4 separate regions of the Mus musculus genome follow, and all the other regions are linked to region 1. The links are chromatin loops, found by intact Hi-C in ENCODE. Cell type or tissue: heart. All regions are shown on one strand. Region 1 holds the start of Dnajc13 (DnaJ heat shock protein family (Hsp40) member C13). Region 2 overlaps Dnajc13 (DnaJ heat shock protein family (Hsp40) member C13). Region 3 overlaps Cdv3 (carnitine deficiency-associated gene expressed in ventricle 3). Region 4 overlaps Nek11 (NIMA (never in mitosis gene a)-related expressed kinase 11).

Region 1 (8,000 bases):
TACAAAGGTGCATATTTCTGACAATTTATTACTTACTGTGGTGTGGCAAACTTCTTTGCATACTGAAATGCACAGTCAGTTTTACCACAATGCCATTTTGATAATTTATTCTTAACTTATTTCAACATGGCTGGCACACTGGGCTGGGGCTATAGGTTGGAAGTAGAGTGTCTGCCCAGCATATACTCAACACTTGGAAGAGTGGGATTCCAACTTCACATTTACTGATGTGCTAGTTCATAAATCACTGGGAAACATAAGATGAATGTAGATAAGTACTCAGCTGAACAGCTATGTAGAAATTCTCAAAGCATGTACATGCACAAATCAAAGAGCTTCAATCCATGCGTATACCACACAACTTCACAACACATTACATTTCCTTTCAAAAACTTCACAGAAACTCAATACACTGTTGACTCCTTCCCATGCTCATGTCCACAAGCAACTAACAAAATGCCAGAGTACTGATCCATGCAAACAGTGCTGCTTCCAAGTGCCCACTGCTTGAGCTGTTACTGTAAAGCTCACAGTTCTGTGGCCCTAACCTATTTTTCATAAAAGTCTTGTTTTTATTCAATTTTACATAGCAAAGCGATTTTAGGGAAAGCACATGAAATGCCTTTATGTACCACCAGAGAGGAGTGTTTATTTTCTTAACATACAGCATGTTTGCATTTTTAAATTTTTTTTGCTAAATCTGTCTGGTAGAGAGAATATCTTGTGTACTGTATTGATATACCACCTGTCAATTAAAAAGTCCATGCCCTGCGAAATTAGGCAGGAAACAAAGGTGGGACATTTGGGAGAGAGATAAAGGATTCTGGGACAGAGCCAGGCAGGAGATCCGCCCAGGAAGATGTGACAAGACTGATGCATGATACCTGAGTACAGGTAAGCAGACACATGGCAAAATGTAGGCTGGAATAAATGGGATATTTTAAGTTTTATCTGTCAGAGAGGAGCCTAGCTATATGGCCAAGGTATCTTGTAATATAATACTTTGAGTAAATATACTTTGAGTCTGAGTCTTATTTTGGGGAGCGTGGGGCTGGGAGGAAGAACCAGGGCCTAACTTCAACACTGGATTTTTCCCTTTATGAATATTTTTGATATCCTATCTAAATACTAAAGTCCCAACATTTGTTTTCTTGTCTTCTAAAAATGTTTTAGTTTTATATTTTACAACTAGGTCTATTTTTGTGTCGAGCTTGCCTGTAATCATCAATACAATGTGCCATAAAGTCAGTTCTGTCTATTAATGTAGTTATCTTTTGGTTTCATGGTGTGTCCCTTTTATTTTAATCTCTCCTTCAGAGAGGGGTTCTTGCACACTATCTCTGTGTATATATCTTATAGATATATAAGAAGAGGAAGCTGGAGCCTCTCTAGCTGGTTACAGGTGAGTCCTGAGAACCAAACTCAGGTCTCTAAAAACAGCAACAAGTTCTGTTATGCACTGAGCCACCTCTCCACCTGTATTTCCAAGTCTTAGAGCGGTTTCATCTGTGTTTTAGGGAGACAGAATGAGTAGTCTCGATTGACATTACATACAGGTCGTGGGTTTTTCCTCGAGGTGACACAACAGGTAAGCCCAAAAGCACTCGGCATCTCTCTGCTGTGATCTTGTTTCCAGCACTTCAGTTCGATTCCTTCAGTGCCTATGTTTTTGAAATTACGCATTGAATCCAGCATTTGAGTACTGCCTATTGGATAACATCATCTACCTCCATCAACCTGAGTGTAGCTATGATAACGGCTCTCTTAGGAATTGCTTTTCTCCTTTTAGCTTTCCATCTGTGCCTTATCTCAGGGAAGCTGGACATGTATAGAGTAGTGGAACTAAGGTGAGTAATTTCCTGACCAGATGAGCATCTCCCTTTTCTTTGTGAGGCCAAGTGCAGAGATTACAGTAACTTTGTTAGGAGTTGAGCTCAGCTACGTTCTTGCAACAGTTAACAGCAGGGTACCACTGGCTTCATTCTTTTTGCAAAATACTGTGTATCTGTGGAGAGAGTGATTTAACTAGAGAAATGTCCCTCTGACCCTTGTGTTGTGCTCCTGTGACCTTGTGCTTTTGAGGATGCAGTCTCTGTTCTGAGTATTATACTCTTACCTTCTCCATATTCCACTAAGCTCAATATAATTTATTATCAATAGTGCTGGTAATATGGCCCACACATATACATTAAACTTTGTTATCCAAGGAGAGAATGAGAGCAATTTCTCAACCTTCTTAAAAGCTATGCTGCTGTTCCCCTCCACTGGGTCTGAATGACAGACTTTCAGCAAGACTTTTTCCTAGGAGCGTTCTCAGTGCAGTTTGTGTGTAAACAGCTTCTAAGTTGGCACACTCACTTGCATCCCTTTTTCAGCTGTTCTAGCTGAACTCTTAACCACTGTCCAAAAGCCCTCCTCTCGTTTTCACCCCTCCCTCTTCAGCTCCTCCTTCAGGTCTGAGCTGAGCTAGTGATTCTCTAAGTCCTCAGCCCTCTAAGCTGTCTCTAAGTGATCACCTTGGTTCGTCTAGTTTTTGTTTGTTTGGTTGGTTGGTTTTGTTTCTCACACCTCCCCTCCTCCATGCTGTAAAGCTTAGAGCAAAGCTTTGCGTCTTAGAATCAAAGCTAAACAGTACAAACGACTTCAGGCTAGCAAAGAGCATGTTAGCAATTATCTTATATAAAAAGGCTGAGGAGAAGGTTTTACAAGGCCTCCCGATGAGCCTAACAACCCGAGCTCAATCCTCCTGTCCCACACTGATGGAGACACCATTACAGCTCACTACCTGAGTTCAAGCCTCAGGCTCCACACCGTGAAGAAACACACTGCACTTCTGCAAGTTGTTCTGACCTTCACACAGCTACATGGCACATGGACCCAAACACACAGAATAAATACAAACAACATTCTAAGTGCAAAAAAATGATCCTAATATGTGAAGACTAAAACAAACATAATGAACTAAAAACTGCACTTTAACTCCCACCAGATATTAGACCAAAGCCTTAGCAACAAGCAAAACTGGGCTGCCATGTAGCTGCATAATTCTGTTTACACTTTCCTCAGAGAAGCAGGAGAGAAGTCTGAAAGGGACATTGCAAACTCACCCGTGTAATTACAAGTGCTGGAGGAATGGGGCCAACAAAGGTATAACATGATCTTTTGATTTCAACTCTACCTTAGTATCTATTGGGAACTAGGTTCCACTATTAACCTTTCTTCTAAGTTTAAGAAAAACAGGTTATTACCATCTGCCTGGGTAACCAAATAATTCATGCTCTCCACCAGTGTGCAACTTTATTACTGTGCACATTCACGTTTTAGAACTTGGTTTGTTTGCAGTCACGCTTGCTAGTATGATTTACACTACTACTACTGCATTAGAAAAGAATATCCATAGTTTCTCGGGGGAATACGAATGCTGGTATTGGCCCAGGACTCAAGCTAGCTTTAAGGTCTTTACATCCCTGTTTCTTAACTCTGGCTCCTCTTTTTCTCCTTTAATTTGTTTGTACTTCCTGTTTCCAAACAAATGTGAACTCAGTGTTTTCTCAACTAGGACTGGCGGTCCCGTCCCTGAACGTAATGTGGTATTAACAGCCAGAGCCACCATTTGCGATATTGCAACTTAAACATTGGTTTATACTATATATGAAAATTAAAGGGGCTTTTATGCTGTAAGCTAAATTAAGTTAAACAATGAGGCACTAGAAACAACAACAACAAAAAAAAAAACTAAACTATAGAATAAACGGGAAAAGCAGATCGTGGAAGTAAAAAATCACTACTTTGGGAGTTCATCTCTGTGTTAGGGGGCGATTTTTATTTACATCATCCTTCCACCAAGTGATTAGGGAAACGGTTTCAAGGTAAGAGTGGCTAATTTAGCATCTTACAATAGGGGTTTTTTGGGGGGCGGGGGCACGCAGGTGTACTCTCAACACCCACTTCATTGGGCGTCCAAAGTGCTGCTTCACCTACACCAAAAGCCGCGTTCAGAGGTGAAATCACAGCCCAGCACGGGCAACAGTGAACAGGCCAGGCTACTTTACAAGAAGGAAAAGCCTTGGGGGGAAAACTTGGTGTTTGATAAAGGACTTGAGGAAGAGAACAGCAGCTGCCCCTCCTTTCCCATCAAATCGAAACAAAACTGAGACGAGGAAAAAAGAAAGAAAAAAAAAAAAAAATCGAGTCTACGCGGGACCCCAGAGGAAGGAAGCAGGACCGCTAACCTAAGAAAACCGGAGGCGCCGGCATCCAGGAGGGAATCCCGAGGGCGGAGCCCACAGGGGAAGGAGGTGTGGAGTTGAGTCGGGGAGAGTTGCCGAGAGAAGTGGGGGACAGGGATAGTGATGGGAGAAAAGACGGCCAGGCAGAGAGAGGGGTGGGGCTGCCGGGCAGTGCCCCGGGCAAATGTCACTCAGAGCCGGGGGAGGGGAGGGTCCGAGCGCAGGGATCCCTGGACGGAGGATCGCGGCTTCAGCAGGTTCGAGCCACACACAGCAGCTTAACGCCGCCCGCTCTGGGGTCCCTGCCCGGAGCCCCCGGGTCCCCGAAGGTGGGAAGCGGCATCGCAGAAACCCAGAGCCGGAGGCGGCTTTACCTTCGCAGGAGGCTGGAGGCGCTCCAGCCCGAGCTCCGCCCGCCGCCGGCTCCACGTCTTGAGTAGGATGGAGGCGCCGCCGGCCCCGTCCCCTCTCGCTTTCCTTTTCCCCGCCGGGGCCTGTCGCCGCGGGTTCCTGCGCCGCGGCCCCCACCCCTCCGCTCCTCCCTCTGCCTCTCAGAGGCTCGCCCTGGACGCCGCCATCTTCCACCAGGCTTGCGAGCGCTGAACCCTAACGCGCGTGCGTGGCCGCCGCCCCGGCCGTCACGAGACCCTGTCAGCTGACCTCGGCGCTTCCGCCTCGCGCCCCGCCCTCGGGAGCACTGTGCTCCCTCCCTCGGTGGCCCATTCGCCGTCTTCCGGGAAGCGCCGCGTGCGCGCCGCCCGCCGTTCCGCCTCTCGGGAAGTACGCGTGCGCTTAGCGAAAGAGAGCCTTGGCCCAAGCAGAAGGCGAGGCGCCACGCCCCCTGGAGCGGTCCGAGAGGCCACGCCCCCTGAATCCCTGGAGACACGCCTCTCAGCCAGACGCTGGCATTGGCTACTGTAACTCTGCAAAGGAGCAGCTCTGTTACCTAGCCCTAGTCTTCAGTGTCCTGGCGCATCCACGAAGCCGTCGAAAGCCTCAGTGCGCATCTCTGGTTTAGCTGCATCGTGGGCATAACTTTTACTCGCTACTGACACACCCTGAACGCGGATTTAAGTTTTGAGTGTTCAGGGAGATAATGGAGACCGAAGCCTCAGAGGTCAAAGGCCTTTGCGGGTGAAGTGTTGGGACAGTTAACACTGCTGCCTTCCTGGACCTCTGATCCCAGAGCCAGGATTTAATTGGCCAACTACTTAAGGTCAATTAACTTGCAGCCGTCTGAGATAGGGATTATCCTCTATTTTCAGATAATAAATTGATGTGTAGTTCCACAGTAGTAGACTTAGTATTTGAGCTCAAGTAAGTTGACTCAAGAACTGCTCTCTGGATAGGAACTCACTGAAACTATATGAAGAGGGGAACTCAGGAGAGTGACAGTATCAGAATGAAACAAAGTTACAGATGACAATTGTGTCAGAGCTCTGAGCAACAGACGGTGTCTCATCTAAGATGTGAGAGGGGCAGACTACCCTCTAAAACGTGATTCTGTGGGGGGAAAAAAACTTGTATGGACACACAGTTCTAGGTTTAAATGCTCTGGTGAGCCTAATATTATTATTGTGTAGCAACCCTGGAACTGGAATTTCTCAGGGACCCCGTCTGTGGTTGAATCGTTTCATAGATGGAGGTTTTGGGATGAAAAACATGTAAAATGGTTTCTACAGACTTGACTTTTTGGCCGACTGACCCATTTGTGTTACTGGAGACGACTAGATTTTTCCTTAGGAAGGCTTTCCCACACTGTCCCAGTGAAATAAAAGTGCCTGTGAGCAGCCAGAAATGGCTTGCTTGGAAAGATGAGACCTGAAGTAGAGTGGAAAGGGGAAAAAACAACAATGAAAAACAAAACAAGATGCCCTTGGCCTATCCCAGGGTAATAAAAGCATGTGCTTACGTGGCTTTGTATATGTTACAGACCCTTAGAGTATTGCCAGAACTAGGTGTGGGCGGTCCTATTTCTATTTGGTAAAAAAGGCTGACCCAGAGTTCCTAAGTGACTAAATCAAGGTGAGGTTCATCCAAAAGGTTGAGCCGAGATTTGGCCCCAGACTGTAACACCCAGGTCATCAAACTACTAAACCCTTGACACTGCCTCTCTATTTAATATTTGGAACCAAATAAATGGATTCTCAGAGGTGAAAGGAGCTTAGGTAACATGAACTGCCTCCGTCCCCTGTAGTGGAAAATTCCCTGCCTCTGAACGCATCCTGAAGTGGAGAAACTGTATTCTTCCCATAAGCCTTCTCTTGCAGAAATCATTTCCAGGTTTGAATGGTTGGTTTTGCTCTTCTCTCCTCCTCCTCCTCCTCCTCCTCCTCCTCCTCCTCCTCCTCCTCCTCCTCCTCCTCCTCCTCTGTGTCCCAGCCTTTCATTATCTGCCAGTCCACCTGCCCATATCATCGTATCCCACCCTTTCCTGTGTTTCCACCTGCCAGCCTCTGTGCTGCTTCCTCATTTCCCTTAGTGAGATTTGCATAAAGTTGTCACTCTTCTTAAGATGCTAGAACTAGAGACAAGAATCGGGATGAGTAGGAAGACTTGGCTCATCTTTCCAGAGACTTCTGTTAAGTTACCTGGCTCCCCACCCCCTCAACATTTTTGAAAGGGTGTCAAGTTCAAGGTAGACCTTCAAACTTCTCTTTCTGCGTTTATCTTTTTTCCTTCGAAGCCCATGATCGCAAATACAATTGCAGATACCTTTTTTCATAGTGCGCACCTATCAAATTTTCATACCAAAGTTGTGCGATGATATATCATTTCAACACTTTTTAAAATTCACACCTCACTGCTTTCTAGACAGCAGTAATTTTATCTGTGTTCTAAGTCGACATCCAACACAGGAGACGTTCAAGATCTTAAAAGATCTACATGGCAAAGCCTGTTCATTGAGTTCCCTGCTACTGTTGAAGTGGACTTCCTAAATATATCCATGCCCAGACCCAATATAACCACTAAGAACTCTACACCATGCCGCAGTGTTTCGATCCACATCTTGCTGTCTACTGCTGCCTTTGTATTGTTTTGCCATTTGAGGCATGGTTTCTTGCTCTGTTTCCCAGGCTAGCCTTGAATCTTTCAATCCTCCTTTGTCATTGCCTGGAGTTCTGTGGGTTTAGTTTAGTTAAAACATTATTAGATTTATTTTAGTGTATGAGTGCTTTGCCCACCTATCTCTATGTGTACCTCTTGCATGCCTGGTGTGTGCAGAGGGCAGATGTGTGCCTTGGAACTAGAGTCATGAATAGTTTTGAGCTGCCATGTGGGTGCTAGGAATTGAATCCAGTGTCTTTGCAAGAGCAACAAGTGCTTTAAACATCTAAGCCACCTCTGTAGCTCCTGGAATGCTTTGGTCATGGACAGTCATGACCACATCCAGATAAACTGTTTTAAACACATTAACCACCATCCCCATGTGGCTACTGAACATGAAATAAAATTAATTTGAAAACTGCAAGATAGCACTTAATAATGTGTTATCGATGATATGTGTGGTGGGATGAGACGTAGCCCCCGGGTCTTAGGCATCTGAACATTTGGTCCATAGATGGGAGCAGTGTTTGGGAAGGTTTAGGAGGTGTGCGTGTCACTGGAAACAGGCTTTGAGAGTTTTTATCCAGTGTCCATGAATTCGTGGTGCTGTTTGCATGTTCAGGTTCCCCTGGATATGGACATTGCTGCCGCCTCCCCCACAAGAATGGCAGGGTTCATGTGTCTGCCCTCTTTTCTCAAATAAAATGGTTTAACTTCAGAGAG
Region 2 (8,000 bases), 58 kb before region 1:
TCTCTTCAATCGGCACTGTAACCTAGAACACTCTCTAGGATGAGCACATGTGGAATTTCTTTAGACATGCTGGCATGCAACCATACTTACTTGGCATTTGTAGGATTCAAAAGACAAAATTATCCCATAAAGAGATCATGTAAGAATGTCCACTTAATACAGTCTGAGTAAGCACTTTCCTCCCCCAATAAAGACAAAGCGGCATGATAAACCCTAGCCCTACAATTATCCTGCCCACCAGTAAACAGGTTATCCAGTAACCAGAAATAAAATGGTACATTAAAGAACTCTTCCATGTTCTAAATTATGCAGTGCTGCACACACACTGGGGAAGTACTCTACCTCTGAGCCATACATACCTCCAGCACCTCCTGTCTGTTTCTGTAAACATAAAGGACTAGGCTCCATCTAGCGCCTGGAACACCAGGACAGACCACTCAGGAAAACCAGCAAACCTTTCCCTCTATAAACCCAGTTTTCTCATCTTAGAGAAAAGCAGCCCCCGTGGGTGACCTGTCTGGCAGGTCAGCAGTGCCCGGGCGCAGGCCTGGGGAGTGACAGTGACTCATAGGGAACACTGTACCTTATTAAGTGACCGTGACTCATAGGGACTACTGTACCGTATTACAGTGACTCATAGGGAATACTGTACCTTATTAAGTGACAGTAACTCATAGGTAACACTGTACCTTATTAAGTGACAGTGACTCACAGGGATACTGTACCTTATTAAGTGACAGTGACTCACAGGGATACTGTACCTTATTAAGTGACAGTGACTCACAGGGATACTGTACCTTATTAAGTGACAGTGACTCATAGGGAATACTGTACCTTATTAAGTGACAGTGACTCACAGGGATACTGTACCTTATTAAGTGACAGTGACTCATAGGGAATACTGTACCTTATTAAGTGACAGTGACTCATAGGTAACACTGTACCTTATTAAGTGACAGTGACTCATAGGGAATACTGTACCTTATTAAGTGACAGTGACTCATAGGGAATACTGTACCTTATTAAGTGACAGTGACTCATAGGTAACACTGTACCTTATTAAGTGACAGTGACTCACAGGGAATACTGTACCTTATTAAGTGACAGTGACTCATAGGTAACACTGTACCTTATTAAGTGACAGTGACTCATAGGGAATACTGTACCTTATTAAGTGACAGTGACTCACAGGGATACTGTACCTTATTAAGTGACAGTGACTCATAGGGAACACTGTACCTTATTAAGTGACAGTGACTCACAGGGATACTGTACCTTATTAAGTGACAGTAACTCACAGGGATACTGTACCTTATTAAGGATCAGCTTGTTGAGGAAGAGGATCAGCCTATCCCGCTCGAGTTTATCAGTGCACTGATGAAATAAATGACAATTCAGTCAACAGTGGATAAAAAATCCAGAGACAGCTTCACAAAATCAACGGACAGCTCCTAAGAAATATCAGTTCTGAGATATGAAAGAAACAATTGCAGCTGCCTGCCTGTCAATCACTCCAATTCTTCAGGGTTTTACTTTACATGCGGATTTGTAGCACTGCTCTAACTTCCTGGAGGGAAGACATTCTTATGTCATTACAGAGACTCCTATAGCAGCTTTTAGGAGACATGAAGTGAATTCCCCAGACTTGCAAATGGTTCACTGAAATGAGTCAGTGAGATGGGAAAGGCGAGTACCTAAAGCACAGTGCCCACAGTCCTCCAGTCCCTTGGAGTGACAGTTAGGGTTCTGGACTGCACAATAGGCACGGTGGCACAGGCTATCAGTCTAGCATTTGGAAGGCTGAAACAAGAACGATCCCAAGGTGCAGCCAGAGCTATACACTGAGTTTGCAGGCAGCCTAGGCCACTGAGAAAGCTCCTGACCACCCCCCCTTCCCCCACCCACATACACACAAACCAAAGAGAACAAAGGACTCAATGGTGCGGCTCAGGTCAGTGCTAGCAACAGGGTTTTCACACTGGCTGTGCTGCTTGCTTCATGAACTTTCCACAAAGCAATGCCTCAGAGTTGACAACAATCACGGTTGGCTATTCTGAAAACTGTGAAACAGCTCTCTTTCATTCAATGTGTGAACATTAAAATGGTTAAAACAGAAGAATATAAATACTAATGCAAGAATGAAGGACATACTCTGCATCAAATACATCACAGCCAAGTTCACTCCACCCCAGTGCTCAAGTGTTGAATGGTAAGCTGCATAAAACAAAATATAAGCTAACTTATTTCCTTTTTTAAAATCACCAGTGTTCTAAGCAACTTCACTGTCTTAAAATTTAATGTCAGAAACATGTATGATTTTTTTCCAAAATGAAAACTCAAAGATACAACTCTGGAAGTTACTATTTCTATTATACACCTCTTGCTTTCTCCCACATTTAAAGTTGGCAAAGTCACTAAAGTTGCTCAAAATCAAGAGCTGAAAAAAACAAACCAGTATTTTCCTATGCCTTCTAGTAAAATTTCAATAACTGTAATAGCTATTATACAGAAACTCATGCAGAAAGTCACTGTGACAATGCCATCAGCTTAGTTTTGACGCTATCTATCAGCACCCTTCCCCCACAGTGGCCTTACCCTTTCTAACATCCCAATGATGTATCTCGTATCTGTGAAGGGCCCTATTTCTTCATGGCATCTGCCGTAAACGATAGCAAGGGCTTGTAAACACAAACACTTCATGTTAACTTTTGGAGTGAGCAGGAAGCGATGGTAGAGCTCATTGAAAAACTCATACCTAGATTTAAAAAGAGATTCAATAGAAACAACCAGGAAACAAATAGCGACAGCAAATCCATGGAGATATGAAAAGAGACTCACGATCTTTTTATTGATCCACTTTCTTCATTTTCATCCTCCTCCAATAACAATCTCAAGTAATAGTCTCCTATTTTGATTTCCTCTGCCAGGCACTCATATTTAACCTTTATTAACAAATATAAACACCAGTTTAGATTATAACAGATTTTTTCTTATTCATGGCTTAACACTTGTTTTCTTTCCTTTTGATTTTTTTCAAGACAGAGTTTCTTGGTGTAGCCCTGGCTATTCTGAAACTCACTCCCTCTGTAGAACAGGCTGTCCTCAAACTCAAGAGATCTGTCTGCCTCTGCCTCCTAAATGCTGAGATTAAAGTCATGCCCCACCACGCCTGGCTGAGTTTATCATAAAAAAAAAAAAAAGTAATATACTCTGTGTATGTGTCTCCAAGCATGTTTAAAGGCCAGAGGTCAACACCGGGTATAACCGTCTACAGGTCTCTATCTTAAGGAATTTGCCATCTTGTCTAGACCAGCTGTTCTTGAGCTATGGGATCTGCTGTCTCCATCTGTCCCTGACCAGCAACCCAGGTGCAAATGTGTGCTGCCATGTTTGCACTGCCCAGTCCCCTCTGTTTTATTATATGTATGAATAATTTGCTGGCATGTAAGTCTGTGTACATGTGTGCAGTGCCTGTGTAGGCCAGAAGGGGGCAATGAATCCCTTCAGACTGGAGGTACAGTTGGTCCTAGGCACTAAACTCTGAAATGCTAGTGGCACACTTAGCATTTTAGTGTAGGTGCTGGGAATCTGAACTTAGCCCCTGAGCCATCTCCGAGGTCTCTATTATTCCTAAACTGTGACTATTTCAGATAGATACCGACACGTTATGCATGGCTGTGCTTCATCAGTTTGGAGTTCCACAGCTGTGCAGAGGGGACAGTCTTCCCTGCAGCACTGCCTGCCCGCCTCACAAAGGCTGCTTCAGCTCGTCCTTTGTTGCCTGATCAACAACAAGGCCTACTATCAACATGGTAAGCACATCTTAATACCTCAGGAGCCCTTGACTGTCAGGGTAGGGGATGTGTGAGGGAAACCCCACGACCAGACTCTGGAAGAACAAAAGGACCCTCACAACTTAGGCTGCTTATCACAAGGAAAGAATTATGAATAACTGTAAAAATTAATTCCCTGATGACATTATCAAAATTCTCTATACAAAGTCTAAAACAACTGCTTTATAAAAAAGTACATTAGTATATTATATCTACTTTCCTTTTCTTCTGCAGATTCTGAATATTCAATGTACTCAATTTCTACTACTGAGCATCATCTTGTGATAGCACTATTCTTATTCTGTACACTGGAGATTTAGCAGCCGTAAAACAAAGTTCAGCTTAGGCTTAAGGCTGCTGCACAGGAGGAAACTTATGCCTGGTACAGTGGATCTAGCCAACAATCTGCGGCCTCAGACGTGAGCCTACTATGATTATTTTGCTAAATGAACACAGTACCAAAATGCCTTCTAAGTATGCAATTCCAGGAACTGGACGGGTAGCTCAGGGGTTAAGAACACACACTGTTCTTGCAGAGGACCTAGGTTCAGTTCCCAGCACCTACATCAGGCAGTTTTACTAACTCCAGTTCCAGGAGCCTCCTCTGGCGCCTGCAGGTGCATGCGTATGGTACACATAAACTCAAAACTCACATCAGCACACACATAAATACATAAAAATTTAAAATTAAATAAATCGTAAACATGGATCTGTGTCCCCACAGATTAATGCAGCTCCTAGTCCTCATTAGAGGGACTGTTATGTAGATAGACTCACTACTAATCAGACCTAAGTGGGACATCTCTATTACACTCTTCCCTCTTAGGGTCGGGGACACTGAAGAACAGGAAGCAGAGACTGTGAGAGCTGGAGGTGGGGGAGGGCCAGAGGAAACAGCGTCTTCTGGAAATGACAGGACCAGTGCACTTAGGAGCGCACCACAATGGTAGCTGGCTGGCTGGCTGCCTGCGTAAGACCAAGCTAGTCAGCATTCCAGCACACATCAGAGGAACCCTGTCCTTGGCTGAAGAGCTACTGAACGTTATGGCTGCTAGGAGAGGGGAAATCAGGTTCTTTAGGGGTGTGGCCCTTGGTGGCTGCTCAAGCTCCTACCAAGCATATATGGGGCAGCACTCATTAGACTTAGTCAGTTACACGCCTTTAATCCCTGCACTCAGGAGGCAGAGAGTCAGATCTTGAGTTTGAGGCCAGCACGGTCTAAGGAGTGAGTTCCAGGACAGCCAGGACCAAAACTACAATTAGGGAATGAAGTTGTGAGGGGATGTGGCGATTCCTCTGGGAGTAGTTGGTGGTAAAGTGGGGGGATGAGTAGGATCCATATATACTGTGTGCATGCATGAAGTTGTGGAGGAACAGCTAAAAATATATCTTAAATAGTTTTGAAACCTGAAATCCGTGTATATAATTTTTGGGTGATAGTAAGTGCTCTAGCATGAAGCAGGCCTGTGGACAGGAAAGGGAACACATAGGACGTATGTGTAATACGAAGGGGACTCTGCTTTTACAGGATAGACAGGGAAGGTCTATCAGATGATGACACTGAAGAAAAGACCTGAAGAAGATGAGAAAACAAATTATGAGGCTTTCCAGGGGAAAAAAGGTTTATTTTAGGCAGAGGCTAATATTAAGTAGAGAGATCTTGGGTTAAGAACATGTGGTGTTTCTGGGAAGTTAGTGTGAGTGGAGTCAAGGGAGAAGCATGAGATAAGATCAAAGCAAAACCACTCTTGTTTGAGGGATACACAGGGAAGTCATTTCAAGAACTCAGATTAATAGTACATGAGGTGACAAGCCACAGGTGCACAAAGGCGTAAGCAGAGAAATTATACACTCCACTCCCATCTGTGTTTTGCTGCAATATGGGAATTGAACCTAGGGCCTCACCCATGCCAGGCCAGCACTGCAGCACTGGGCTCTGTGTCCAACACTCTACCTGACTAGGAATCAGATGACCTTGTCACCGTGTGCAAGTACAGGAGTACATGGAACAGAGTACAGGGGGGCAAGGGTGAAGGCAGTGATGGTCAGACAATAAGATTTGAACACATGCACGTAGTGTAGGAAAGAAAATCGAAGCAGGAGACAAAACCTGACGAGCTTTCAGAAAACGCAACAACAACAACAAAATAATCACGAGATGATGAATCAAGCAATGGATATAAATAGAGGCCCAAGAACTAATTCCCAGTGGTGCTGGCTAGTTTTATGTTAACTTAATACAAACTGAAGCCATCTGAGAGGAGGGACCCTTAAGAAAATGCCTCCATAAATTGGGGCTGTAGGCAAGTCTCTAGGGCAAATTATCAATTAGTGATTGGAGGGGGGGGGCAGCCCATCCCAGGTGGTCCCATTACTCGGCTGGTGGTCTTGGATTCTATAGGAAAGCAGGTTGAGCAAGCCATGAGAGCAAGCCAGCAAGCAGCACCCCTCCATGGTCTTTGCATCAGTTCCTTCCACGGTAGACTACAATGTAGAAGTGTAGCCACATCACCCTTTCCTCCCCAATGCGCTTTTGGTCACGGTGTTTCATTGTAGCAACTGGAACCCTAAGATACTAGGTCAGCTGTGGCCACAGAGATGAGAAGACTTGAGAAAACTGAAAAGAATCGAAGGAAACTTAGGAGACTGCAAGCGCCTTAAAATAAAGTATGCAAAAACATTTCCAGGAAGGGATGACATTTAAATGATATACTTTAGAAGCTGGGTTAAAGATCAAAGCCAGCAGGATTATGTGTCTGACCAATGGTTACACTGGTTTCAATTATATACAATCATGCATCACTTAGCAATGAGGATATGCTCTGAGAAGCCCTTGTTGCTGGGTTATTCTGCTTTTTTGCAACAAGCCCAGAGCATGCTTAATACCAAACACAGATGGCTCTGATGTTATGCTCCATGAATAAGCAAAACAACATGTAGCACATGACTGCATGTCACACATCATCATACTCATACATACACAGGTAAAATTATCTATCATGTATGTTCTCTGTTCTTCACATCAATTAGTTTAACAAAGCAGCAACCAGAATCTAATCATAATCTGGAAATCTACATTCCAATAAAGAACAAATCTAAAGTCCCAGGTGTGGGGGAACATGCCAAGATGATCTGCACGCACAAGCCAAGGTTACTCAAACTCACACATGATTCTCAGTGTATGTTGAATAACTTATTAAAAGGCATTTTTAAATTTTTTGGTCTCAAGCAAAGACTAGAATTTCCCAATATTTTCTGTTATATTATGTGGGGAAAGATAATGATGTGGTTACATATGTGCTTTCCCTTTTTTGGGTTATATGCCGTGAAGACAAAGCTGTACCTCAAACTCATGGTGGTTCCAGGAGATGACACTGGCGCTGCCCAGCTCCCTATCAATGTTAAATGTCCGCATCTCAGACTCAAGGGCATCTTTCAGTTCTTCTCGTGTTTTAAAATTCCAAATGAGGTTCGATCTAGCGTGGTCTTGACTAAACCTAAACACACATGAAATGAGGAAATCGTATGAAACAAGCATTTCTCAAAACCTACCAATAGCCTGTACTATATCTTATAATAAGCAAGACAAGCACAAGACTATTAAACCTTGCCAAGAAACAATAAAATATGTATTAAGCAAGCAAAATAAAATGTCATTGGTAGAATCTCATAATTAACACACATTCACTATAAAATTCTTTTATTTTGGAAGTTTTCAATATAAATGGTGAAAGCCTGAACTTTAAGATATTAGATAAAGTTGTATGAAATTTAAACATGGATAGTTCAATTTCAGTTATCTGTAGCTAACAAAAGTTCAAACTAGAAAACAATACTGTCATATGTCCAATTTCAGGCTGTGCAGGATGAGCCACCTAGGTGGCACTCACAGATGACCCAGAGGCCTCTGCAGAACTGCTGGAAAAGCCACTACAGCCAACGTGGACAAAATCTAAGCTGGGGTGGACGGACTTCCTATCTGCTACTTATCAGTCAGCAGCCCCTTAGAGGGTCACTTCGGGGTTCCATGTTTCCAAGGGTTCCCGAGGAAGAAATCCAAAGCATATACTTAAGGATTTCCTATGGCTTAAATGGTCTAAGATGCAAGTAGTGTGGCGTGTTTTCAAACCAAATACTTACCTTAACTAGTCAAGATAAAATGAACAT
Region 3 (8,000 bases), 900 kb before region 1:
GTATTCATTTTAAGTACCTGCTGAATGAAATAAGATTATTTATAGTATTAGATTTATAAATGCCAACATCTTTCATCTTCTCACATTTACTGTGAATGCAATGATAAATGCTTCTACAATTCTAGTTTCCATATTTAAAAGGAACAGAAGCCAGTAATAATGTACTTAAAGGACTCTTCCCCCACCTTCTCCTTCCCTCCTGGGTACCAAAGCCTCACCATGTGCCCAGCTGCCTGTCAGAAAGCCTAGCTCATAGCCTCACATACTTACTTCCGGCTCTCTACATGCTTGGCAGTGGACTGCAGGGATGGGAACTGCGTGTCACTGTATATTTCTGGTGGTCCTTGTGGCGTTTTCCTTGTTGTGGTTAGCCTTGCCCCAGGAGGCCTGTATACACCACTGGGCATTGCTGGCTCCGGGGTTTCTGTAACTAATAGATAAACCATTCAAATGTTTGACTTTCTTGTAACATTTTCCCACACTCCTGATCCTATAACAACTGTAGGAAAGGCCACCCTGATTTAGAATGGATTTGGACTACACAATAAAAACAAAGTTCTGTGAGAAAATGTCTCAAGTAGAACCTTGCCCATCTCTTAATCTCTTCTGAAATTCAACACTGCTGTCGCTGGTGTTTCTATCAAAAGGTGACATCTACTTTCTCTACTTGAAAGGTGGGCTAAACAAGGTATTTTATATAAATTATTTAATAAAATACACATGCAGTATTTTAAATTCCTAAAAATAATAAAGGTCTTTATTTCATTAAGACTATTGGATGTTAAGTTTCTCTATTTGCTTATAACACAGGAAAAAGCACCTTGACTTTAAATTTACTGTGACTGAATTTGGGGGCCACAATGTTTCAGGTTTTTCCTGTCTCCTACCTTCCCAACTGACCCTTGATATGTATTCAAGCAGTGTCGTTTCCCACTTTATGAAAAATTTCAAAGTTTCAGGCTGGGGAGGCTCACTGGGACAGCACTGTAATCATCTACTAGCTGAAATAAAATGTTCTTATAGTTTAAAGGATTGCTTTCTATAGGCTTTGTTATGCCAGAGGGAAAGCATACAAGCTTTTACTGAGTATCTAAGCTGCACTTGAGATACACACATTAAAAACTGCCTTGAGGCTGGCGTGGTGGCGCACACCTTTAATCCCAGCACTTGGGAGGCAGAGGCAGGCGGATTTCTGAGTTCAAGCCCAGCCTGGTCTACAAAGTGAGTTCCAGGACAGCCAGGGCTACACAGAGAAACCCTGTCTCAAAAAAACAAACAAAAAACAACCTGCCTTGAACAGTGGAACATGCTTGCAACATGGGAGGCTGAGACAGGAGGATCTGGAGTTCAAAGCCAGCCTGGGCAACTCAGACCCATCTTCAAAAAAACCAGACCAAACACTAAATAACTACTGACCCTTACATTTCAGCCACCACATGTGGCTTTTTAAAAAAAATTCGTTATTTGTGTTTGTGGGTGATATGACTTGTGAGGCTTGCCTGCTCTCTTATGCACTCATTCATTCATATGTTTTTTTAAAGATTTATTTATTTATTATATGTAAGTACACTGTAGCTGTCTTCAGGCACTCCAGAAGAGGGTGTCAGATCTCATTATGGATGGTTGTGAGCCACCATGTGGTTTCTGGGATTTGAACTCGAGACCTTGGAAGAGCAGTTAGTGCTCTTAACCGCTGAGCCATCTCATCTCAGCCCCGTCTCTGTAGCCCTGGCTGCCCCAACTCAAACACCATCTGTCTGTGTCCTGAGTGCTGGGATCAAAGCAACACATGTAGCTATTTTAGATGAGTAAAATGAAATCTAGGTTTCAATTCCTCAGTCACATTAGCCACCATGTCCTAAGTATTCAACACAGCTACATGTGACTAGCCATCCCTCTCTCACTTGAGCTCATCCAGCACCCCCCAAAATGCTACCTAATGGGCAGTATATTCTAGAAGAGACAAAAAAAGGGGAGAAGGGGAGAAGGGGTGCCATGCCAAAAATAACAGCAGGAGTACAAAGGAGCTACACTTCAATGTGTACACACATCATGTAGATACACAGATGCCCCTGGTGGCCAGAAGGGAAAGGTGGATTCCTTGAAACTGGAGTCATAGATATTTGTGGTCCTCTGATAAGAATTACTAAGATATAATTCTGGTGCTGGTAGAGTGTAGGTTAGTACTCTTAACTGCTGAGCCCCAAAGAGGTTACATATTAAAAGGGGGCTTGGGAAGGGTTTTATTAACAGGGTAAAATTAAGCAGATATGAAAAGACCCTCTTTATACAAACCTGGTGGCAAGATCCAGCTCCACAAACTCACCACACAAATAATAAAAAGAAAGCCAACACTTAAAACCAAATATTAGTGAACAAGCTGAATCCGGCCCAACAACTGAGCACAGCTATCCTCACTGCTGTTAATTCCACATTACTGTCTATGCCACAGCAGCACAACAGAGACCACAGTCATCTACCACCTGGCTTTTCAGGCACCTGATAAAAAGAGGAAAGAGAAAGAAAATACTCCCAAAGCTAAGAACTAAGGGTCTGCTGGAGCTGTGTGTCTGGTGCATTCCAGGAGTAGCTTGAAAGAACATCAGGTTCAGGAGAAAAAAAAAAAAAAAAAAAAAGGCAGCATTTCCATGGTGATTCACACTAGTCACTTCAGCACTTGCCATAAGCATTAGAACTTAAACTCATGTGCACCAAAGCCCAGGCATGGCAGCAGCACATGCCTGTAAACAGCACAGGATGGGTGGGTGGTGACAGAGAAAAGAACATCCTAGGAGTGCGCTAGCTAGCTAGTACAGCCATTCAATCATCTCTAGACTCGGTGAGAACTTGTCTTAAGCATTTAGAGTGACGAGGAAGACACAGCCAACCTCTAGCCTCGATACCCACACAACAAGACATAAACACACACACACACACACACACACACACACACACACACACACACACACACACACACACACAAATTCAGGGCTAGCCTGAGCAGAGTGGGGATGAATATTACCAAAAATATACTGATGGCATTCTCAAAAAATAAGAACTTTACATATAAAAAATTTTTTTAACTTAGAAAATTGCCAGGAAAGCTCACACCTGTAATCTCAGGTTTTGGGAAGTGGGGTAGCATAAGGTCATCTGTATTACAGAGGACTCAAGGTCAGCCTGAGCTATATAAAATAAATAAAACTAACAATTTTGAGATGAAAATGCAGCTCTGTGGTACAGCACATTTAGCATGTGCAGAGTTTTTAGAGTTCAATTTCTAGCACAGCAAAAACCAGACAAACACGCTGAGCTAGGAAGCTGGCTCAATGGCTACAGTCTGCCGAGCATGTGTACAGGATGGTCAGATCCATGTAAGCCTAGGCAGCCATGGCAAGGCACACAAACAGGATCCTAAAAGCAAACTGGCTAGCTAGGATAGCTAGAACTGGTTTGAGTTCCCGGTTCCTTGAGAAACCCTACTCTCAAAAAATAAAAATGGACAATGAGACCGGCACCAAGCTGTGGTCCATCCACAAGCACTGTACAAACATGCAAACACACATCCAACAACACACATAAACCCCTAAAAGTTCTTTAGTTCTAAAGAAATTTTACTCACTCCCTTCTGCTGAGAATGTAAGCTTCAAGACCTAAGTGCAGCACCAAGAATGTGATTTAGTGGTAGGATGATAGCAGGAGGTGAACTACTTGGCTTTATTCCCTAGCACCAAAAACAAAAGCAAAACTTTGACAGCCTACAGGACAAAAAAAGTATGTCCCTCAATTTCTACATTCCTTCCACTAAAGCAGCATCCATTTGGATCCACTATGCCCATCCCTCAGGAGGGAAAACAGAAGATCACCTGTTACTGGAGCAGGAGGCGCTTGTACCGGAGCGGTTTTATTCCAGGGACCTGAAGATTTTTCTGCTCCACTGCCACCTCCACCTTCTTCCCAATTATCTCCTGGATCTTCTCTCTTCTCATTATCATCATCTTCCTTTTCACTATTGAAAAACAAGCACATTGAACTTCCCAAGAACTGGAACTAGATGTATGCACCACCATATGAAACTTCTACAAAAAAATACATTTCTTTTGAAAATATGGTCCAATTATACAGTCCTGACTGGCATGGAATCAGATACGTAGGCAAAGCTGATCGACATCTCAGAGACCTGCCTGTCTCTGCCTCCCTCTGCTGAGACTAAACTCTTTAGGGGCGAACTTTTGGGAATCAGTTCTCTACCATGTGGATTCTAGGGAATAAACCCAGGTCATCAACTTTTAACAGCAATACCCAATAATAAGCCATCTTGCTGGCCCCCATAAAAGATATTCCTATTAAAGCAAGATGTGTCCTAGCTTTAAGCCAAATTTCTTCTGGCTTAGTGTTGATTTTTTTTTTCCCTCCATTGGTGAGTGGAGTCTAACTTGGATTCTCATGTATGCAACAAAAGCATGCTAAACTGAGCCATACCTAGAATCCAAGACAAGGCCTCACTCAGGTAGCCCAGGCTGGCCTTAAACTCACTATATACTCAAGTAAGCTGACGATCCTGACTGATCTTCCTGTCTCTATCTCCCAAGTGCTGAAATTAAAGGTGTAAACCACCATACCCATCTTTATTAAGGCCCTTTAAAGACACTGCCCACCAGCTGGAAGTAACCCCAGCATTTAAAGACTTATGATGTCAAGAAAGAGGAACAACCTAATTTCCAATCTGTATTTAAGACTAAGACTGTCTCTCAGGGCTCAATAACAGAGCACTTCACCTGTAACTCAAAAAGACAAACAGAGAAGTAACCACCGTTTGGAGGCTGACTGGTGACCTCAGCATGCAAGCTGAGGCAAGAGAATGATGACGTCACTGATACTTTCTCCAAAAACTAAAGGTCACACCTAGATGGTCCTTGCCACCAAGCCTAACTACCAGAGTCTAATCCCCAGGATCCACAAGGTGGAAGAGAACTAACTCCTGTTGGTTTTATTCTGATATGCATGCCACAGCATGCTCACACAAAATAAACTGCAATTTTTAAAAGACAAAGGAAAAAGAGAAAGCCAAATTTCAGTTTTCCCTTTTAACATACAACCTGTCCAGCCATATAAAATGATGCTGGTCACTAACAAATAATATTCATGCCATTTAAATCATCATCTAATACATTATACTTATCATAAACATCAAACATCCAGAGAGAATCCTAAAGATCTGTAATTTTAATGAGAACTTTGATAGCTAAAACAATGTTAGGAACTGATTGCTCAAGTCCAGGTTCTGCCATCTCTGTCATTTAATGGTCAGGCTTTCAAGATGATACTGGCTGGCTTTTAGATATCACCAATACGAAGAGCAAATTTATACACTCAGTACATATATCACCTTCGTAACAGGAAGTAAAAAATTCTAGCTTTCATTTGAAAAAGAGATGGGAACATGTTATTCTCTAATGGATCGTAAAAATCTGATCAGATAGCACAACACCATTGTCTAACAGTAGCTTATTAGCTAGTATGAAGTTTATAATTACCCAGGCTAATTGTGGTTTCCAATCTTCATAATTTTTTCAAGAGGTTTTTTTTTTTTTGCCTTTTTAAATTGTAAAGCCATGTCAATACTATAATTGCTTCAGGGATGAAATAGGTAATCATCTGGGTGTGGTAATATCCCAACAACCTAATGCATCCAAAAAAGGTGAAAAAGATTCCCACCTACATGGCATTTACACCTGCATACACTGAAGCAGTTGCTTTCAGTTATTCATTCACTCTTTGAATCTATTCACTCACCAACACAGTAAATCACAACTGTTCATCTGTATATATGGTAAGAACACTTGCTGTAAAAGTAAAAAGAGCAGAGTTCAAACCCCTGGCCCCCACATGAAAGCCAGGCATGTCAACACTGCAGGGCAGAGACAAGTAGATCCTAACAGTTTATTAACAACTTCCTGACTCTAAAAAAGTTAAAATAAAGAATTTTATATCCTGTTAGAAAACCAGTTCAATTTAAATGTTCTCCATAATTTAACAAAATCAAATTTTATACTGAAAAAACTTGAAGGCCACCCCTCTACCTTCAGAAAGTGTTACTTTTACCCACTAAAATTCAAGTCAATATGTCCAGAAATTACCACTCAAGGGCATAATTTAACTTCAGAGCAGGGACCACATCCAGATAAAAGAAAGGAACCTGTAAACTCCCTCTCCAGATTTATAGATCAGACTTGGAGATACAAAACAAGAACATTTTCTACTTTTTCTTTTAAGTTTTGAGATAGGGTCTCACTAAATTGCTCAGAGTAACCTTAAACTCACTCTAACCCAAGCGCACCTGATTTTTCTTATTCTCCCCACCTCAGCTTCTCAACAGCTGACAGTTAAGGCTTTCACCACCAAGTATTTTCTAAAATTACTCATAAGCTTATATACTGCTCTTGTAGAGGATACAAATTCAGTCCCTAGAACACAGCTCCCAACTACCTGTAACTCCAGTTTCAAGGGAACTGATGCGCTCTCTTCTGGCCTCGACAGGCACCTGCATGCACATACATGTACATATACATCCCAGACATACATATGTAATTAAATCTTTAAAAAAGGAAAAACAAAGCAAAACAAAACACTAAAGCCACACCAAAAAGGGAGATAACTTCTAAGTTCCCTACTATAAAAAACAATGTTTAATTTGGTAAATTCACAAGTGAGAACACCTAGGGATATGAATGCCTGGGTGGTACAGACACTAACCATACATTAAAATATACTACCTGGCTTTTCAATAAGTTACCTCAGATCATATATAATCTAGATTTTAAAAGATTAATTTAGAGTTAAGAAAGTTATTTCCTCAACAACTGTCCCATATGGTCACTGGAATTCTCTACAAATTGCAAGCTTCAAACCAAAGACAATTTCCAATCATTTTGCTTGTGTAAGATGAGTAAAGGATTTTAAGGCAATAGAGCCCTACTCACTTTTGAACTTCAAAAACCTTACCTTAAATACTTACCCTTTCTACTTAAAAAAAAAATCTTTCCAAACATGTTACTTTTAAAACCAGATCTAAAATGAACTACCACAGATTGAACGTGACAATGTAGGTTCTCTTAAATCAACCAATCCAACTGTGAAAATGACTGTTTTCCTGAACTTTGAAAACCAGTCACCTCAGAGCCCGAAATGGCAGGTAGCACAGGCCTGCAATTCCAGCAGCTCAAGTTCAGTCCGGAATACACAGCTAAGAACTGTGCAAACGAGGGCTAGGGTAAGCTACTTTTGGGGATAGGTTCAGAAGAGCCTCTATTAACGTTCAATTTTTTGACTGGGGTAGTGGGTATTCAAGGTGGCTTCATGGTCAATGCAAATTCGTGTATGTTGGAAGTATCCTACACTGCAATTACCAGAGAGAACTAGAAAACAATTTTACTAAGTAAGTAAAAGAAAAAACTAAGTTCCTGCACAGCTTGGTGGTACATTTGGGTGGACACTTTAGAATTAAGAGTTCAAGGTGACATGTCGCTCAGCGGTCTTCCACAGATCAGGGTCCAGCTCACAGAACCCACACTAACAGCTGTAATTCCAATTCCAGAAGACAGTACAGACATGTATTACACAGGCAACTCGCTTCAAATATTTTTTTTTGGAAAAAAAAAAAAAAAACAAGCCCCTTCTTCTCCTGAGTCACACAGTAAGTTCTCAGGGCAGCGAGTGAACTACAGGAGCCCTACTAGGGGTAGGGAAGACCACCTAAATTCAAACACGAAGTGTTAAAAATTTTTAAATGACAAAAATCCATTTTAGTCAAGCCAAAAATCCACATAGCTGCAAATAGGGAAACCACAGGATTTTAGAGTTGGCAACTAATTTAATGACACAGAGGGCATTTAAAAAAAAAAAAAAGTAAACGCGTGCACTACTTAACAAGGTTACCTAATCCCACGTGTAATCACATCCTACCTTATTTGCATTGCCTGAACTCTTAATCCGCTGTA
Region 4 (8,000 bases), 1.1 Mb after region 1:
TGCAGTGTTGGGACATGTGTATCGTACCCTGACAAAGGTTCAAGAACCATCATGGAGGGGGCTTGGGAAGAATTTAAGAGCCATAGGCTGAGGAGGACCAGGGTGAAGACCAGGGTGAAGCAGTGTCTTATGGACATAACAGGAAAGCTGTACTCACTTGCAAAGCCACAGCAGCTGTGGGTGTCTGCAGAAGACTGTTCAAGATCAATTTAGTCAAGTGCAGTCATGAAGTTCTAGCCCTGCCTCCACTCCTAACTGACGAACTACTGACAGAGGCTTCTAGAGTAGGAAGAGCCAGTTTTGTTTTGTTTTTGTTTTTTTTTAAAGTGTGTTGAGCCCTGGTAGGCTGGCCACATTCCAGTGGACTGACTCCATATCCATGACTATCTGAGGAGCACAAACTGGACTCTCCGTGGGTCATGTTTAAAATAAGAGGGAATAAGAAGGGGAAGGTGGGCCTGGGACAGAGTCAGGAAGAGGAATGTGGGTGAGTATGATCAAAATACATTGTGTGGAATTCTTAAATAATTAATAAAATATAGTTCAAAAGAAAATTGACTTATATTGTAAAATTATGCCTTCTGGAAAGAATATCCACTTAAAATTGGATTTGTTAATATTGAACTACTAATATCAATGTACTAATCCTTTGAGAAGAAATAATGTCCTTTTTATGCACAGTGAAACATTATACAGAGAAGGGAGTAAGTTTTAGTTCACGCCTTACAAAATAAACATGTTTTCCTCCATCTCTTAATGTGTCATAAGTAAATTCAAAAACATTAAGTCCTTTCTAATTATAGCTGAGCCTCTTGGCAAATATAATCATAATTTATGTCTGAGTCTCAAATATCCACTGAGTGATGCAGAGTGCTTGCAACTTAGAGTGACTGCAGCAGAGGTCTTCATCAGCTTACACAGTTATGTCCCTGCAGAGAGGGTACACTAGCAGAGACAAGATAACCCCTCGCTAAGGAGCCTAACAGATACAACTAACAATCTTATATAAGAATAGAGCCTCCATAGCCAGCCAGAGGGGCTCATGTGATAGTAACTCAGCCCAGTGAGTTACTATGCAGTAATTTAAAACAGGGTGCTTTGCCTGCATGTAGATGTGTGATGTGTGTGCCCTGGTGCCCTCAGATGCCAGGAGAGGGCATCAGATACCCTGGAACTGGGGTTATAGACATCTATGAGCCATCATGTGGGTGCTAGGAATCAAGCCCAGGTCCTCTGCAAGAGCAGCTAGTACTCCTAACTGCTGCGCCAACTTTCTATCCGCTTAAAATAATACTTTTATACAGTATTTAGTATCTGGGAAAATACTTAAATCTTAGTGCTTTAAAAATTGATGTGGAATTCTTATACACACACTGAAGTCCTACGTTACTTTAGGGTCTTGCAGGTGGAACAGAATTGTTGCTACTCAGTGGTAGGCTGCAGTACACCTTGAAGTGTTCTCTTCTCCAAACCAGGAACAGCCCCAGCACTGTAAGTTCTTGAGCTCCTCCCACCAGTGCTACTCAGTCAGAAACTCTGGAGGAGGAGGAGGGGGGGGGAGGAGGAGGAGGAAGAGGAGGAGGAGGAGGAGGAGGGGAAGGGCACCTTCCTCACAATTCTAACACAATAAGGCATGAAAACAACTACCTCTAACAAATACTTCAGGCTTCGTATGACATAATCCTTCCCAGGAAACCCTGCCTATTAGGGGAACTGGCAAGCTTAGATGGATCTAAGTTATGTCACAGTAACCAAGACTTTTTACTGCCCCAGTGTAGGTGGCACATATACCAACTTCTTCCTTATGGTTATGAAATCAGCATCCTTGGCTCCCCTAGACTGGATACTTTCAACACCGGATGCACACCCAGACCACCTCTAAGTGCTCAAGGATTTAGAGACCCATGCCAGGCTCCAGGCCGCACAGCATCTCAAGCATCTATACTTTGGAAGTATGAGTCTTCTGTTGAGCCAGAGGTAAGGACCACTACTACGCGCTCCAGGGTCCTGAAGATTCAATAAGCAGTAAGCGGTAACCAATAGCTATTATCTGGGTTTTTGTTTTGTTTTGATTTTGTTTTCCTTTTAAATTTTTGTTATGTCTCTCCATCCCCCAATCTTAGACTGCCAACGCACACAAAAGGTTTCAGCAAAAAGTGAGTCTCTCTTGTTCACTGCCACACATCTCTGAGGCAAGACTATGGTTTGTTTTTGTTGTTGTTGTTGGCTGTTTTGTTTTGTTTTTTAACTTGCCTGTCCAAACAGAAAAAAAAAAACAAAAGATGTATAGCTTGTTCTGCTGCTTTTGTAGGCACAGCAGCACCTCTCATAAAATGTTTGCATATTACTTTCAGTATGGGAAAGAAGAGTCCTCGAGATGTCGCATGTGTACCTAGCGTCATTCACAAGACAGAGACACTGAGAATTTCCACAAAGAGTTGCCTTGAATGAAATGTCACATGATGACATAGTGAATTACTGTCAAATTATTCCACTGATGATTTTGTTCAGAAATATTTTTACTTCTGATTTGAATACTCAGGGTTTCCCAGAACCGTCACCAGGAAGGAAAGAGTCACTGCTTGGAGTAAGCTTTGAACTCAATTAGCATCAAGGTCTCAGAGTTCTCTTGTTTAACTCTCTAACACGGGCTGTCCTGGCAAATGAGGGGAGCTGAGGCCTGGAGTCCAGAAGCCCAATTCAAACACGCTGTGTTCTTCAAAGACCTAGGTTCCCTTAGGTCCATGCAGGAAGGGGATTCTATCTCCCAGCACACCACACAAGCCAGCGACGTCTTCTGGAGAATCGGGCTGATGGCCAAGCTTGGCTTCGCTTGGTCTGATAACTCGGCTTGCTTTTCTCCCTCTCTTCCTCTCTACCTTCACTTCTCTCTGCTGTTATTCTTCAGTTCATTCTAGTAGCCACTCCTGGCTCTGCTTTCTCCTCCATTTTGTGTGCCTGACTGAGTGGAAAATCAGCTCGCTATGACTCTGAACACACCCAGTACAGCCAAGCCAAGCATGCCCCAAGGAGGGGAGGGCCCTTGAAGATGAAGCCTGGGCTTGAGGACATGTCTTTGAGGACTTGGAAGTTTTTCATCTTTAAAACAACGAGAGATAGAGACTTCTCTCAAAAGAATACATGCCAGTTGCCGACAGATATATGCTAAGGTACTCAACATCATTAATCACTAGGAAAATGAATCTTAAAGCCACAATAAGATACTACCTCTTTATACTTAGTGTGATGATGATGATCAAAAGAAGAAGAAAACAAGTGCTGGCGTGGAGACGGAGAAAAAGAAACACACTCTGCAGGCAGGAACGTGAATCAGTACAGCTAGTATGAAAGACAACGGCAAGTTCCTCAGAAAATGAAAAACTATGGTCTAGTAATCCCACCAATAAACACAAACCAAAGAAAGTCCGTGCAGAGAGACATCTACATCCCCATGTTTATTGCAATAGTATTCCTAAGAAGCAAGGAATGGTGTATCCACCGACTGATAAGGAGGTAAAGTATGACACAGGCATCCATGGAAATGCCTCACAGTCTTAAAGGGATAAGGTCTGTCATTACAGCATCATGGATACAACTGGAAGGCAGTAGGCTAAGTCTAAGTCCTACACAGGAAGACAAATACCACAGGATCTCAGCAAATGTGGAATCCTCAAGTTTATCTCATAGACATAGAGAGGAGAGTGAGGGAAATAAGAGGGACATACAATGCTTAGCAGAGATGGGGAGGGCCAGGCCAGCCGAGTAGTAAACATGGTAAGATGACTGTACACTAATGACAGTATGCTGTAATGTCTTCCCCACAAAGAAATGGTATTTGAGGAAAGAGATCTACTTATCCTGATCTGAAGATTATATAATGTATACATAAACTGAAATATCACATAGTGTCCTATAGATGCACATAATTTTATGTATCAAAAGATCCTTGGGATTTTCTTTTAAAATGCTTTGGTAGCTTAATGAAGATATAAACTGAAATTATGAACTATAATATTCTTTTAGAACATAATTACAACCAATAGAACAGAGTGTTTATAATTATGAGAGAAAATATTCCCCAAAATAGATTTCTAAATTTCATGATGCATAATGTCATAGTGGAAGAAACAGCTTGCTCATTCACTACATAACTTTAATCTTATTACTGCAATAACTAAAAAAGGAATGTCAGATATCTGTGCCCACAGAAAACTCTCTCCAAACACGCACCAATCAAGCGTAATGCCTGCAGTTTTTATTTTTATCCCACTGCTAGTCGGAGAGCAATAAAAAATTTAAAGGAAAGTGGTATTTACACTTACAGTGTAATTAAAGTTCCCAGTATACACAAAATGTCAATGATGGTGTGGTGCCCCCAAGTGGCAAAGTGATGAACTGCAGGACTTTGTTGGGAGGGTCAGAAACTGTAGTCCAGTTTTTCAAATTGATTGTCTGAGTATTTACGGATATCACTGGAGCCAATCATAAGAGTCTACATCCCAGGGGCTATTAAAGCCAATTCTTTTAATATTTAATATTTAACATTAGGGAGATCCAGCCTGCTCCACTAAGAAAATAGCAATCATAATATTATAGAAATCTTAGCAAGCATTCTGCTTTGCCTAGTTATGACATCACTTCCTTCTGTCTGTGGTCTGGTGCATGAAGCAGATGTCAAAGGCTTACCTAACAAACAGACTGTTGGATAATGAGGGGTGCTAAGGAGATATCCATCTCGTAAACCAAAAACGCAAGTGTCAACAGTATGGGGCTAAGGGGGAGGTGTCATTCTAAAAAATAATATAAACCAAAATTATGAGCTAGATATTCTCTTTTAGAACATAATTACATCGAGTAGTTTTCATAAGTTTGGCATTCACTCTGTGTGGCTAGAAGACCACCTTTAGGGCTGAGGGGAAAAGTTCTTTGCAGGACGAGCACGTGAGACTTGATCTTCATTATCATCCTGGCAGGATTTAGAATTTACCTAGAAGTATCACTGGGCATGCCTGTAAAGGCCTTTCTAGAGAGGTTTATCTGAGGGAAGACCCCCTGAACTCGGATAGTTTCCTTTTATGGGCTGTGATCCTGGACTGAGTGAAGAGAAGATGGGGAGATGGGAGTGCCACCTTCACGTTGTTCTGCTCCCTGACTGTGGACACGATGTGACCAGCAGCTCTACACTCTACTGCCACACCTTACTAGGATGGATGCGTGTGCTCAAACTCGGGGTCAAAACAAACCACCTTCTCCAAAACTGCTGTGTTAGGTACTTTGTCCTGGCACTAAGAAGACTAAAAAATGCAGAGTGTAACTCATGCTCTAGGAAACCCAGATGACCGCCCGCTTTTGCCCTTCTACTCGCTGGAACTGACTGCAAACGACAAGTTCTCAATCACGACAACTTCTCCAAGTGTCACATACCGGGACAATTCTAAGAGCCCATCTTTAAAATAAAGCATTGGTAACATTTTGTTGTTGTTGTTTTGGTTTGGTTTGGGTTTTGGTTTTTTTCGAGACTGGGTTTCTCTGTATAGTCCTGTCTGTCCTGGAAGTCACTCTGTAGACCAGGCTGGCCTTGAACTCAGAAATCCGCCTGCCTCCCAAGTGCTGAGATCAAAGGCGTGCGCCACCACTGTGTGGCTTTATCATTCATACAACACAGCAAGACATGGGAAATCATTTGTCATTCTGATTTTCAACCATACTTGAAATAGCCAAGGAGAGAAACAGGAAGAACTTAAAGGAGCCAGATGCTGCTGAAGAAAACAGACACTGGGATAGAAGCTTGATCTCCCAGGGGCAAAGGAATTTCTTGAGGGCACTGTCCTATCCTTTGTTTGTATTCTTCCCATGGGGTGTGTGTGAGAGAGGGAACGAGGGAGGGAGGGAGGGAGGGAGGGAGGGAGGGAGGGAGGGAGAGGGAGAGAGAGAGAGAGAGAGAGAGAGAGAGAGAGAGAGAGAGAGAGACTAGACTGACTAACCAGGAGTCAACCTTGTTTCTGAGGAATGATTTCTCACTAGAGCAGACATCTGTCAGCTTTGCTTGGCTGCCAGGCAGCAAGCCCTAGGGACCCATCAGTGCCCAGCTCCTGAGCATGGAGCTCGGCCGCATGCAACACCACACCGAGCTCTGTCTATGTGCGTTCTAGAAATCAAACTCAGGTCCTCACCCTTCACCAGCTGAACCACCATCCCAGCCTAACTTCAGTTCCAATGAACTGTTAACTACAGCAAATAGAAAACAGGAGTTTCCCCCTACTGTGAGAGTTTATAGGGTTTGACCAAACTGAAAGGTGACAAGGATACCACTAATGTCAACTAGTTTTTTTTGGGGGGGGGGGAGGGTCGAGACGGTTTCTCTGTATAGCCCTGGCTGTCCTGGAACTCACTTTGTAGACCAGGCTGGCCTCAAACTCAGAAATCCACCTGCCTCTGCGCCCCCACCCCACCCCGCGCCCAGTGCTGGGATTAAAGGCATGTGCTACCACGCCAGGCTGTAAACTAGTTTTAAATGAGGCAATCAATTTGTTTGAAATTTCTAGCTTCTGACTACATATTCTGAAGCTCTCTTCCAGAGAAGCCAAAGAAAATACACTCTTTCTTCGGTACATCCCATTTATCTTGCATGTGAATTACTGTTCATTTGCATTTTGTAGCATTTCTAAAAATAGTCATCATGAATGTGGTGGCTATTCCTGGTTGTCAACTTGACTATATGTGGAATGAACTACAACCCAGAATTGGAAGGCTCACCAGTGATCATAATCTTGAGGCTGGGAGATACAAGATTCTGACCTGGATCTTGGCATAGAAATTTTAGGCATAGAGACTATGAATCCCAGGAGACTAAGGCAAGGAGATCTCTGAGTTCAAGGTCATCTGGGACAAAGCAAGTCCCAGATCCAGGAGTTGGTGGTACACACCTTTAATCTGGGCCACACCTTCTGCTGGAGACCTACATAAGAACATTGGCAGAAGGAAGATTCTTCTTGGCCTGCTTGCCTTGTGGCACTGAGCAACTGCTAGATCCTTGGACTTCCTTTCACAGCTGCTGCTGACCATTGTTGGGGAGTTGAACTACAGACTGTAAGTCATCAACAAATTCCCTTACTATATAGAGACTACCTATAAATTCTGTGACTCTACAGAACCCTGACTAATATAAAGAAGAATTCAGCTTTTCCCACTGAGGAAGTCTCAAACACAGTCAGTAGGGATATTTTGCCATTGAGACTGTAATATGCATTAAAAAATCATTTTTACATAATCTACCCTATTCACCTTCTCTGGTCATTTGAATACTTACTTTATTTGGCTCTGAAATGTGCATCATATTTTTATAATTTTTTTTTTTCGAAACAGGTTTTCTCTGTGTAGCCCTGGCTGTCCTGGAACTCACTCTGTAGACCAGGCTGGCCTCGAACTCAGAAATCCGCCTGCCTCTGCCTCCCAAGTGCTGGGATAAAAGGCATGCGCCACCACTACCCAGTTTTTATTTTTATAATCTTATTTGGGGCTAGGAGTATAGTTCAGTTTTTAAAAGCAAAGCCCTGTGACTTCAAGTAAAATGGAGGTGGGGCATCTATACAGAAATTTGTGAAGCCCTTTTCTGTTTGTAAGTTTCCTGTTTGATACAGAGTACAGATCAGATGTGACTCCGTGTTCTAAAGCAGCCTGTGGCTACGCACACATGCGCAGTTTATTACTTACAGCTCCTCTCCAGGTTTGGCTTTCTTGTCTGACACCAGATAGACAGTTCCAAAACTTCCACTGCCAAGTTTCTGCTGAAGAACATATCTTCTTGCAATCAAAGCGGTCGGGTACATGGGGATGACTGTGGGTCTTCTGCCCACACACTTCGCAGTCTCTTGGAATTTCAGCATTGCTCCAAACAAGATAAAACTGGCTTGTTCATTCACAGAAACAACAGTTGGGCATCCGAGCTGATGTTTGAAAAGTCAAACGGGAAGTGTTGATTGATGCCAGATATATGGGAA

The links. A loop is a pair of places that touch in the nucleus more often than their neighbours do. Peaks named below come from ENCODE experiments on the same cell type or tissue, not always from the same donor. Only the 100,000 strongest peaks of a DNase experiment are listed, where the experiment ranks them.
Region 2: a loop joins it to region 1, with 2.1 times the contacts of the local background. A loop is called at or near these places in 3 of 42 quality-filtered maps.
Region 3: a loop joins it to region 1, with 3 times the contacts of the local background. A loop is called at or near these places in 2 of 42 quality-filtered maps.
Region 4: a loop joins it to region 1, with 3 times the contacts of the local background. A loop is called at or near these places in 14 of 42 quality-filtered maps.

What each region holds. Positions count from the first base shown.
Region 1 is chr9:104,258,096-104,266,095 of GRCm38, forward strand. Dnajc13 (DnaJ heat shock protein family (Hsp40) member C13) reads right to left here and starts at 4,835. Exons shown (of 56, transcript NM_001163026.1): 1 at 4,604-4,835. In heart, no CTCF peak of the experiment used is centred here; a DNase peak (open chromatin) is centred at 4,876; H3K4me3 peaks cover 2,358 bases; H3K27ac peaks cover 1,799 bases.
Region 2 is chr9:104,200,577-104,208,576 of GRCm38, forward strand. Dnajc13 (DnaJ heat shock protein family (Hsp40) member C13) reads right to left here. Exons shown (of 56, transcript NM_001163026.1): 22 at 7,177-7,330; 23 at 2,839-2,942; 24 at 2,596-2,755; 25 at 1,312-1,374. Gm46130 (a long non-coding RNA gene) reads left to right here. Exons shown (of 5, transcript XR_003948220.1): 4 at 3,651-3,812; 5 at 7,690-7,934. Among named protein-coding and RNA genes, the nearest start is that of Gm46130, 23 kb to the left of the region's middle. In heart, a CTCF peak has its summit at 3,481 (motif pointing right); no DNase peak of the experiment used is centred here.
Region 3 is chr9:103,356,010-103,364,009 of GRCm38, forward strand. It overlaps Cdv3 (carnitine deficiency-associated gene expressed in ventricle 3), which reads right to left. Exons shown (of 5, transcript NM_175565.3): 2 at 7,966-8,000; 3 at 3,867-4,009; 4 at 271-430; 5 at 1-20. The coding sequence ends at 5. Among named protein-coding and RNA genes, the nearest start is that of Cdv3, 5.8 kb to the right of the region's middle. In heart, CTCF peaks have their summits at 2,074 and 3,760; no DNase peak of the experiment used is centred here; H3K4me3 peaks cover 941 bases; H3K27ac peaks cover 78 bases.
Region 4 is chr9:105,385,136-105,393,135 of GRCm38, forward strand. Nek11 (NIMA (never in mitosis gene a)-related expressed kinase 11) reads right to left here. Exons shown (of 16, transcript NM_172461.3): 2 at 7,714-8,000. The coding sequence starts at 7,886. Among named protein-coding and RNA genes, the nearest start is that of Nek11, 6.2 kb to the right of the region's middle. In heart, CTCF peaks have their summits at 4,383 (motif pointing left) and 4,582; no DNase peak of the experiment used is centred here; H3K27me3 peaks cover 320 bases.